Regions from separate parts of the Homo sapiens genome. Here regions 1 and 3 are each linked to region 2. A link is a contact called in ENCODE Hi-C or POLR2A ChIA-PET data. All regions are on one chromosome and are shown on one strand. Each heading gives the region's core, a stretch centred on a gene start or an enhancer-like site at or near the end of the contact. The rest is flanking DNA. Distances are from core to core; before and after follow the strand shown. Region 1 overlaps TNIP1 (TNFAIP3 interacting protein 1). Region 2 holds the start of SMIM3 (small integral membrane protein 3). Region 3 overlaps TNIP1 (TNFAIP3 interacting protein 1).

Evidence for each region. Hi-C counts contacts between places; a loop is a spot of excess contacts on that map. ChIA-PET counts read pairs that join two places held with the same protein, here RNA polymerase II (POLR2A). Pooled maps may share reads with other maps.
Region 1: a pooled map shows a loop between it and region 2 (2.7-fold over the local background). The contact joins the enhancer-like site here to the promoter of SMIM3 in region 2. A Hi-C loop is called at or near these places in 4 of 37 single-sample maps with no recorded cell type and 4 of 50 pooled maps. POLR2A ChIA-PET finds 5 or more read pairs at or near these places in 3 of 52 experiments (GM10248, activated CD4-positive, alpha-beta T cell and activated T-cell).
Region 3: a loop to region 2 is called in a map of head of caudate nucleus, with 2.6 times the contacts of the local background. The contact joins the enhancer-like site here to the promoter of SMIM3 in region 2. A Hi-C loop is called at or near these places in 2 of 168 maps with a recorded cell type or tissue (head of caudate nucleus and heart left ventricle) and 3 of 50 pooled maps. POLR2A ChIA-PET finds 5 or more read pairs at or near these places in 2 of 52 experiments (activated CD4-positive, alpha-beta T cell and naive thymus-derived CD8-positive, alpha-beta T cell).

What each region holds. Positions count from the first base shown.
Region 1 is chr5:151,067,379-151,070,791 of GRCh38, forward strand. All of the region lies in intron 1 of TNIP1 (TNFAIP3 interacting protein 1), which reads right to left. Among named protein-coding and RNA genes, the nearest start is that of TNIP1, 12 kb to the right of the region's middle. RefSeq lists an enhancer at 1-500. Within about 2 kb of position 1,618, at least 10 of the 41 ENCODE cell types and tissues checked have a DNase peak (open chromatin) inside an H3K27ac peak, as active enhancers do.
Region 2 is chr5:150,776,700-150,780,101 of GRCh38, forward strand. SMIM3 (small integral membrane protein 3) reads left to right here and starts at 2,058. Exons shown (of 2, transcript NM_032947.5): 1 at 2,058-2,273. It overlaps LOC124901110, which reads right to left. Exons shown (of 2, transcript XM_047417995.1): 1 at 3,208-3,402; 2 at 1-2,852. The coding sequence starts at 2,422. The coding sequence ends at 1,781. RefSeq lists a silencer at 1,953-2,142 and an enhancer at 2,580-3,402.
Region 3 is chr5:151,038,167-151,041,954 of GRCh38, forward strand. It overlaps TNIP1 (TNFAIP3 interacting protein 1), which reads right to left. Exons shown (of 18, transcript NM_006058.5): 12 at 931-1,059. Among named protein-coding and RNA genes, the nearest start is that of GPX3, 19 kb to the left of the region's middle. Within about 2 kb of position 2,410, at least 13 of the 41 ENCODE cell types and tissues checked have a DNase peak (open chromatin) inside an H3K27ac peak, as active enhancers do.

The sequences.
Region 1 (3,413 bases), core at 368-2,867, 290 kb after region 2:
CTGGGAACTTCCTGAGGCAGGAGCGTACTTTGCACATCTTTGTATTCCTGTCGGGAGCACAGGAGGGTGGGCCTTCCTTGAGAGCTGCTTGGAGTTCAAGAACAGTGAAACAGAGGGCTACAAGGGGCCTGGAGCCACCTTGCATGACAAAGGCAGCAGTGTCCTGGTTCTTGTCCACCATTATGCATTCACCCTAAATGGAACTCACAGTCAACACCACATGAAGGCATGGGGAATTTCTTACTCAATGTCTGCCTTGTCCTGTAGATTAGAGGCTGCATGAGGACAGGGAGCAAGTCCATCCTGTGTGCCAGGGTATCTTCAGAGTGGCCCAGAGTAGGGCCTCGGTAAACCTTGAATTCAGAGAAGTCAGACTGAAGGGAACAAGCCCTTGACCCCGACCCCGCCTCCTGCAAGGCCATGTCCAACATCCCAGAGAAAGCCTAACCCTGACCCACTGACCAGACGCACTTGGACGCCCAGACACTTCTAGAATCCAGGCTGGGCCAGCCATGCTCCCTCAGAGAGGCCCAGATGTAAGGCGAAGGGACAAAGCAGGATGCAGGATGTGGGAACTGAAACCCACCCCACGTCCTCCAAAACACGCAACACTCAGTTTCTCTTGGCGCTGGGGAGTCAACGGGAAAGGGGTTCATGGGAAACAAAAAGTGGGCAGACAGAGCTATGCTCCCCTACTTTAGCCTCAGGGGGCAGAGCTTGGGGAGAAAGAAAGGCAGTGGGCAGAGGAGACGCAGGAGAAATATCCTATTGTGGGAAAACCCTCTCTGGAGATCAGAGGAGCCACCCCTGGAGGGCCTGGACTTCTGGAGGAAAGAAAGACAAAGAGGGAAACAGGGAATTTCCAAGTTCTGCTGACCTCATGCCCAGATGGTCAGCGGCAGTCCCTGGATGACCACTGGGCAGACGGGAACTCTCCCTCTGATCAATGAGGTTTTTATAACTTCTCCCAGAGAGAGGACTCATTCTCAGGATGACAGAGCTGGAGGGGACTCTCCAAGGGCAATGAGGCGAATCCTGCATTATCAGGTGGGAGAGAGATGCACCCAGAAACACTCAATGGATGAGGGGCTGCATTCGAACATGACGATGGCATGCACTCCCCTCTGCTGTCCACAAACCACGAGGATGTTTTCAAAGGGGAAAAGGAAGCACTGACCACTCCCCTCCATGTGGCAGTATCTGGAGTTCAGAGCCCAGGAGTCCTCGGGCATGAGCTCATCTGATTCTCACTCACGGCACAGGCAGTGCAGCAAGGCAAGGCCCTGAGCAGGGAAGGCCAAGGTCACAAAGGAGTCAGGATGGAGCTGGGACCAGAAGATCCCTGCTCTCCCTCCAGGCTGCCCACAGCCCATCCTCCATTTCCCTTCCTGCCCAGCAATCCCATGGCACACCACAGGCCCCCACCACATCTTCTCAGAGTCTCTTTCCACCTGGCCTGGTTCCACAAACTACAAATCAGCAGGTGCTCCACCAGCAGTGGGACTCCAGCCCCGCTTGCCCAAACCAGAAACAGCTGGTGGTATAGAAGCAGCCAGCGCAGACTTTCTTCCAAAACAAGACCTCAGCCAGCGGGGCCTCCACAGCCTGCCCCAGAGGGGCCCTGGGGCTGCCCGCTGGAACCAGAAAGGCCCAGTTTGGGGGCAGAAAGGGGCCCAGACAGACGGCAGGTCAGGCAACAACCACAGACCGTGAAGATGGAAGTGATGCTGCTGAAACCGAAGGAGCCACCCACTAGCAGGCAAGCACTTGTGGGTGGCAGGGAGGCAGTAGTCCCCAGGGCTCAACTCTCAGCCTTACCCCAGAAAGAGAGGGGTATGATAAAGACTACATTCAGAATTAAATTTACATTCTAGCTTTTGCTCTGAAATGCTTTGGTCTGTCAGATTATCTTCCCATTAGCAGTGTTCTGGTGGCTGGGTAGGGGGGTGGTCCCAGACCCCCCAAATGATATTCACTTGCATAGCCACTAACATTTGCAAAATACTTCATAGTGTCCCAAGCATTGTTTTTCCATCTGATTATCACAACAGCCCTGGGAAGAAGGCAGGGCTGATACCTGCCTGATGGATAAGGAAACTGAAGTCCAGCTTGGGGACTTAATCAGCCCAATTTAATGCCTTTGGTCACTGGCTGCATCCTGGGGCCAGCTATCCCTGCAACCCTGGAGCAGGTGATGCCCTCCCTGGCCCAGAGGGAAAAGTGTAAGCAAATCTCTGGTACAGGGAGGTGGAAGGTCATCGAGGCCAACATCTACCTCCCCAGCAGAGGTGAGGGCTGCCAGGGATGCTGGCAGGTGGGCTGGCAGAGGGGGTATAGGGAAGGGGTCTCCAGGAAAGACGGCACAGAACAGAACGTCAGAGAGGTCTATTCTAGTGTCTACTCTGCTGTGTATGGAACCATGGGCTCATTCCCTCACATGCAAGGGGAGGAGCATGGGCCACACAGAAACCGGGTGATGGCTAAAGCTGGCCTCAGGATCAAGAAGACCCAAGTCTCAGGAGCTAGCAGCAAGCTGAGGAAAGAGAGAGAGCCAGCACCATGGAAACATCGCTGCCTTGGAGGCAGGAAGAAAGGTCCACACAGGGAAAGTGCTCAAGGCCAACCTTGCGAACACGAGGCCTGAGAGGGGGCCTCACCTGCACTAGCCTCAGCTCTGTCCACCCTGTGGGCTGTGAAACCCTGGAGCAGCCACTCACCTTTCCTGAGCCTCAGGTGCCTCATCTGTAAAGCAGGAGTAATAATAGAACCTACCTGATAGAAGATCAAAGAAATTAAATGAAACAATATGTGTATAGTTGGAAGGGAATTCTCACTTTCTACTTTAGGCAATACTTCCTGATTATCTGATTTAACAAGAAACACATCTTTGTTTTATAATAAGATTTCCAAAATAATAAGAGTATACAGTAACTAGCTCAGCATTTGACACACAGCAGGTGCTTAATAAAAGGCTGAGGCAACCCCACAACTGTGCCCAGCTTATCTAAGGGCCAAGGCTTTCCCCATTTGTTCTCTCCTTTAATGGGATTTTAGGCTCTTCCGTCAGCTCAGTAAGCTAGGTTCTGGCCTCCACTTATTCTCTAGTGACCTGCATATCACCATTTAACTGTGGTTAAGCAGGGTGCCTGGACACACCATAGCTAGTGAACATGTAGCTATAAGAAGCCCTTGAACCACGATGCCACACTCACCAACAACTGGGAATCTGAGCCTCATTTCCTCTGCTGTAAAGGGCAATATCCTGCAATTCCACCCAAGGATGAAAGGAAGTGAGATGCCATGATATCACATTGCAGACATAAACAAAAAACTGTCCACATATTTGTGTTATGATGACCTCCAGTCCTCCCCAACCAATTTCCAGGCTGGGGAAACTGCAGCCTCAGGTCCAT
Region 2 (3,402 bases), core at 808-3,307:
CAATTCGGCTCACTGCAGCCTCCGCTTCTGGGATTCAAGTGATTCTCCTGCCTCAGCCTCTCCAGTAGCTGGGATTACAGGCGCCCGCCACCACGCCTGGCTAATTTTTGTGTTTTTAGTAGATACAGGGTTTCACCATGTTGGCCAGGCTGGTTTCGAACTCCTGACCTCAGGTGATCTGCCCGCCTCGGCCTCCCAAAGTACTGGGATTACAGGCATGAGCCACTGCCCCTGGCCAAGGCCGTCTTTTGATGGCAGCCAATGTCATTAGACTACAACTTCTTCTGTACAAGTTCCCCAAAGTATCAGGGGCTCTCTAAGAGAGTATTACTTATTTCTTTCAGGTCCTGATGGTTTTCTCTTTGGAGTGGTTGTAATAGAGGACCAAGGAAGTTGTGAGCTGTTTTCTGGCTTTTGCTGTAACAAAAGCTTGTTGCTGAAATTGACTATTTCCCCCACTCCTGCATCCCAACACAGCATCCATTATTCTTCCCTTCAGTGCTCTCTTTGCAAAATCAGTCTAGCCTAGGCAGCAGACTTAACATGGTATGCTCCTGTGGGGATTCATACTTTATTTCTGGCTTGCTTTTAGGGTCCCAGGGCAAGTCGATATTAAAGAGATACTAATAAATTGCTAAATGGAAAGGGAGACTAGGACTCAGCTGGCTCCAGGCCTGAGCTTCTGCCTTGTCCCAGAGGGAAGCCAATGTTCACAGCAGGGCACATGGAGTTACCAGTTGTCCACCCAAAGGAACTCTCATCCCCTTCACTAACCAGGGAAAATGTCATATTAAGATTGTCCTCCTGTTGCAGTGAGCCGAGATCATGCCACTGCACTCCAGCCTGGGCGACAGAGCGAGACTCCGTCTCAAAAAAAAAAAAAAAAAAAAAAAAGATTGTCCTCCTTCAATCTTTTTTTACTATTAAATGAGAGCTTTGTATTAAACTATTCAGAATTGGGTTGTCCTTGTTTTTAGGTTCCCACACTATCTCTTTTGAATAAAACATGTTGTTGGGTGACAGCCCTTAGGGTTTTTCTCAAATCATTTCTCATGTGAATCCCCTTCATCCTCACTGTCCTTCCCTTAAGAAACTGGCGTGTGATAATGATGATTTAGAGGTCATTTCTGCTGACCTCATCCCTGAATCAGAGGAAACAGCATGGAGTAAGTTCTAAGTTCGGGGCCCACACCATATCAAATTTAGGCCTGGGGAAGGCAGTATGGCTCTTTCCAAACCCTCCAAAACACTACTGGGCTCCAAGACTGCTCAAGGTCTCACTGATAGTCAAGGCTTGTGCTCCTTTTTTTCAGAAGAGTAAGATTAAAGAAAACCACTGTGAATTAAAAAGTGTGGGTGCCAACATGGGACGGGAGTCCCCCCTCACTCCATGGATGACATAGAGGGGGCAGAAGATTACAGAATTGGCATTGTCCTGCGTGGAAGCTGGGCCACCCACAGTGGCGTGGGAAGCCTCTCAGATGCTGGATTCTAATGGGCTCTTGATCACCTTGGATTGGGCTATTTCATTGTTATCACAAAATAAACAGGATGCTCCAAGTCATGTTATGGCAGAGAACCAACCAGCTTCACACTGGTCCTCTAAACCAATCCTCACAACAGGACTGGGAGACAGGTGTTACCTTTCCCACTTTACAGAGAATGAAACAGAGTGGCAAAGCCTCCGAAGGACCCTACACTTCGGACATCGCAAAGCAGGATCTGAGTCCCGGCTCCTCTGTCCAAACCTACTTGCTAGGCTTTCTTTCCCATGTCTACTCTATAGCTGGAAAGGTCGTGGAGGACACATTTTAGGCCAACCCTCTCGGTTTACAATCCAGAGAGGGGAGACCCTCAGAAGCCAAGCGACATGTCCACGGCTACGCGGCGAGTGTGTGGCAACGTGGAAGGGGAGCCCGAGACGCCCTGGTCTCTCCCTTCTCTCGCAGGTTCCTTTCTCCCCGAACGCAGCCCGCAGGGGACGCTGGAGGAGGAGCTGAGCTGGAGTTGCCGGGGCCCCGGGACCGGGCGTTCCGGGGGCGGTCCCCAGCAGCCGCGCATTCCAGAGCCAGCAGCGCGTCCTGGCCGCTCCTGCGCTCTCCCGCCTCCCGGGGCTCGGAGGAGCCGGGGCACGTTCCAGGAGCTGCCTAGGGCTGAGGTTCCAGGCCTGGGGGTCGCTTCCAGCTGCCAGATCCCGTGCAGTCCTGGGGACCCTGAGAAGCACCGAGCCATCCCTGACCCAGGAACTTTCCGCAGACTCGCCGCCATCTGGGGTGAGTGGGGCCACCGGGGGATTGTTTGTGGGGCTCTGGCAGAGCGGAGCTCTTCGGATTCGCGACCTACCTCTAGTGCGGCCCCTTTCCCCGGGCTCCCAACGTTCTTCTTTATGTCCGGTCTCTCCTCCCCATTTCTCCCTTTTCATCACTTTTGTATTTCTTGCCCTCACCCCCTCCTTTTTCTCCTGCTGTCAGCTCTTAAGTTCGAGCCTCCTAGTGCACAGAATTTTGGGCCTGGGGGAGGCGGAGCTTGGGTGGGCGAACCCCAGCCCCACTCGGAGACTGGCTTCTCTCCGGGTCCGCTGCCCTTGCCTTCTCGGGAAGCCTCCTCCTCGGGCAGACTGCCACCTCCTGGCTCTCCAGGCCCAGCGTCAGGGTTCAGCGCCCGGGCCTGAGCACCTGCTTGGGCGCTGCGCTGGGTTTGGGTCTTTGCACTTACCTGTCCCGCTTTTCTCGAGGCCCCGTGTAGAAGGCGCCAGGAGTTTGGAGTCAGGAGTGGCGGGTTCCAGCCCTGGTTCTGTCACTAACTGCTTCACCATCCTTGTTTTTCCATCAGTGAAATTGGGAAAACATTTTCTGCGTGCAGAAAGCAAAGGAGAAAGGACATGAGCAAAGTATCTTGGAGAGAAGGCTTCCTTCAAGCTCCCTCCTGCTGGTTAGCTGTCCCTTTCCTGAGGACGTAGTTGTTCCAGTTGCTGGTTGTTTTGCTCCCTAGTCTCCCCCATGCCAGTTTCTTGAGGGTAGGGACTGCCTGTCTATCGTCATCTCTGAGGCATTCTCAGCTCTTGGAGCAGGGCCTGGCTAACAGTAGGTGCTCCATACATATGTACTGAGTGAAAGGATGAAAGGTGTAACCCCCCCCGCCCCCCCCACAAATTGAAACAAACCTCAGGGGCTGTTATTCTGATTGAGGGCCAGGCTGGGCTCTTACTTATGCAGCTGCACTTGTTTCTTCTGGACCAGCTGGAATCCTGCTGCACCTGGGGGCTGAGGAGTCTCCGGTTCATCTGTGGTGAATACTAAGGTCCTCAAAGCTCCAGGGTGTGGTGGTGAAGGCTGCGCAATCACACAAGTATCAGAGATTCCTTGAACATCTGCTATGATGCGTGCTGCTACTGCAGTGGCC
Region 3 (3,788 bases), core at 1,160-3,659, 260 kb after region 2:
TAATCAGTGTTTACAAAACACCAAAACCAAAAAGAAAGGGTTTCCCCAGCAGGCCTAGGAATGCTCAACTCATGCCAGAGTCCACTGTCACCAGGGTCAGGAGGCAGAGGGAAAGGAAAAACAATTAGCACGAAACGAAAAGCTGAGCCATGAACTTAACTCCTCCAGGCCCTCAGAGAATGTTTCCTTTCAAAGCTCCCTCCTGTCAGCTTGCATCTTTGAAATGTGCTGGAAAGCAGGCAGAACTAGAGCCGTTCCCACCAGGGCTCGGATGGCAAAACTGAACTGGAGAGGCTGGAGAGGCTAAGCTGGGACTAGACCACTCCGCTTGGCTCAGACCAGAGGGTTTCTGGTTTCCTCAGCCTCTACCCTGGGGGCCCCATCTCCCTGGATCCCACTGCACAAGGGCGGGCCCCTCAGCCCGTGCTCCTCCACTCCCATCAGTGTTTGCTGAACATGTGCTTGATGCCAGGCGCTGTACAAGGCGCCCAGGGTATACACCTTGGTGAAAGTATGCACCTCCCACCACCAGATGGGAAGACAGAATTAAATAAGTGATGACGAGCCATGAGAAGGAGTGTCAGAGAAGTTGCTGGTACCTCAGGAGCATAGACCAGGGCAACCTGAATGAGATTCTGGGAAGGCTTTGCTGAGCAAGTGAGGGTAAAACAAACCCTGACAAGCAGGGTGGGCAGGTGAGGCACAAGGGGAAGAGTGCACCTCCAGAGGGAAGGGTGACACAGGCTAATTCAAGGGCTGAGTCACTCCCAGTGTGGGAGGCAATGGCAGAGCAGGCGGGAAACAGGATGCCAGCTCACTGACTGGGGGTTACCCTTCCTAAGCTGAATGGTTGGGGGTGCCAGTGATGGGGTGGGCATTGCAGCTGGACTCAAGGGAGCCCAGCCAAGGGACCCGGGCCAAGGCACCCACCTTGTTGAGCCGCTGGATCTCCTTTTCCTGGTACTCACGCTGTCGGGTGAGTGGGCTCAGCTGATCCTGCAGGTACTTGACCTTTTGGCGCAGCTCCTTGGCCTCTGCTGTCAGCTGCTCCTTGTCGGTCTGCAGGGAATACAAGGTTGGTAAGCTGGCTAGGATGGCCTCTCCAGGAGGCCTCGGATTCTCTGTCCTGCCTGGCCCAGCCCTTACGTTCTCCCCTGGCCATCACTTCACAATGCTCACATGCAAAGCACCTGGGGTCGGTACAGTAATGTCCATCCGGTCCTGCCCTCAATTATTATGTGTCAATTTAAAATAATAATTAAAAAAAGAAAAAGCAGTAGCTCAGTTGAGTAAAAGACCCTGGATTCCGACACCAGTTCATCCACTAAGCAGCTGAGACCCCTGGCACTGCCACAGCCCTCTCTTGTCTAAGCTTACCTACCTGTCACAGGTACGGGGTTCCTAACGTGAGTCACACAGAGACCTCAGGAGGCCTGTGAGCCCCAAAACTGAATGCGAAATTTTGTTGTGTGTAATCTGCTAGAAAGAAAAGCCATAGTTCTGACCAGATTCACATGGGGGTCTTCCGTGATCCACAGAAAGCGATAAACTACGGATAATCCCTAACAGACACTGCAGCTCATACAGCCTTGGAGCCTAGAGGAGAGATGACACGCCCAGAGAGAACTGTGACATAAGGCAGAGAGTGCTCCTCCAGAAAGAAACAAAATACTGTGGGGCTAAAAGAAAGATCACCACAGCTGAGGGAAGGCTTCCAGGAGGCGGTTCCATACCCTCTACGGAACCAGCAGGGCTTCGCCACAGCCAGCCAAGACTGGGATGGCCTTTAGACAGCATCAAGCCCCAGCCCTGTAATACGATGGGAAACAAATGTCCAGAGAGGGGAAGTGACGTACCCAAGGCCACACAGTGAGCTGGGGCTAGAACCCAGGTTTCCTATTCCCTTGCTCTCTCTCCTTCCATGTCAAAGGAGGTGTTGAAACTAGGGGATGGCAGCACAGTGCAGTGGAAAGACCAGGCACATCCCCAAATAAACTATATATTCCTATGTGTACATATATGCGAGAAAGGTCTGGAAACAGATGCACCAAAATGGTAACAGTGGTTCCCTCTAGGGAGGGCCTGGGATCATGGCAGTGGGAGGTAGTCCAGGGAAACTTTCACTTTGTAGCATGTGGACATTTCATAACTGTGTATTCACAGCATGTGATTAAGAGACCAGTCGCAGGGGTTAGTTTTCACCCAGCCCTGTGTGACCTTTAGTCAGTACGGACTGCAGAGGGCAGGCTTGGTCAGACCTCCCTGGGAATTGTTCTGGACTCCCCATCAAGAGGCTCCCGGATGGGCATGGGCTTTACCGAAATTCATCCTTATCTACAGGGCCACGCCTTGTCATGAAACGTCCTACCTTCCCTGTAGCTGACAGGGAAGAGCCCTCACATTCCAGGGATTTGTCTCACCTACCACTGTGAGCAAGGGAGAGGGGCCAAAGAGCCAGGATGTCTGGCTGCGAGTCACCAGGTATGACTGTGCACTCATAAGGAAAGACAGAAGTGTTCTCCCTACCACACCTCCAAGGTAAGGGGGTGTCACAGACGTAGGCTGACTGCTCAAATAAGGCCCCTGGTGTCCCATGCTGACGGGAGGAACTGTGAAAGGCAATCCAGGTTGAAAATGTCCATTTTTAAGCTAGGCAAAAGACCATGCCCAGTTCCCATGAAGGGGAAAACATGGTGACATAAATAAAATCTCCCAAGAGTCTGGCAGTCAAGTGGCCTTTCCTCTTTAAGCTGCTCCAAGGTCCTGATGGGCCTTGGCTGGTCTCATTCATACATATGACTGGGCAGATACTACTACTTCAGGGGACCTGTTGTTTCCCCCCAAGAAAGAATCTGGTCTCACTTATGCCCACTCTCTGATCTCTGTAACTTCTTCTTCGTAGTACTTTTTTTTTTTTTTTTTGAGACAGGGTCTCATTCTGTTGCCCAAGCTGGAGTGTAGTGACACAATCTCAGCTCACTGCAACCTCCGCCTCCCGGGTTCAAGCGATTCTCGTGCCTCAGTCTACCGAGTAGCTGGGACTACAGACATGCGCCACCACTCCCAGTTAATATTTGTATTTTTATTAGAGACGGGGTTTCACCATGTTGGCCAGGCTGGTCTCAAGCTCCTGATCTCAAGTGATCCGCCCACCTTGGCCTCCCAAAATGCTGTGTTTACAGGCATGAGCCACCATGCCTGGCCATACATTTTTCTTTTAGAGAAACAGGGTTTCACTCTGTTGTCCAGTCTGGAGTGCAGTGGCACAATCACAGCTCACTGAAGCTTCCAACTCCTGGGCTCAAGCAATCCTCCCACATTAGCCTGAGTAGCTAGGTCTACAGGTGCACACTGCCACACCCAGTGAATTTTTTAATTTTTGTAGAGACAAGGTGTGGCTATGTCACTGAGGTTGGTCTCAAACTCCTGGCCTCAAGCAATCCTCCCACCTCGGCATCCCAAAGTGCCAGGATCATAGGCACAAGCCACCCAACCCGGCCTTCTCTGCAACACTTAACACACTTTTACTTTATTTGCTTCTGTAATTAGTTGTCTGGCACCTCTTTCCCAGCGAGGGCAGGGTTGAGCTGTTCCTGTGGACTCTATGCCAAAGCACAATGCCTGAGACAGGCTCTGAAGACAAATGCCGGGATGAATGGATAAATGAAGCTCTGTCTCATGTTGTAGCCCCTCCCCAACAAATCACCATCACTATGCTGAACACTTGGCAGCATCCCACCCCACCAAGTGCCATACAGCAGGCCTGCTTGGATCTTTTTTTTTTTTTT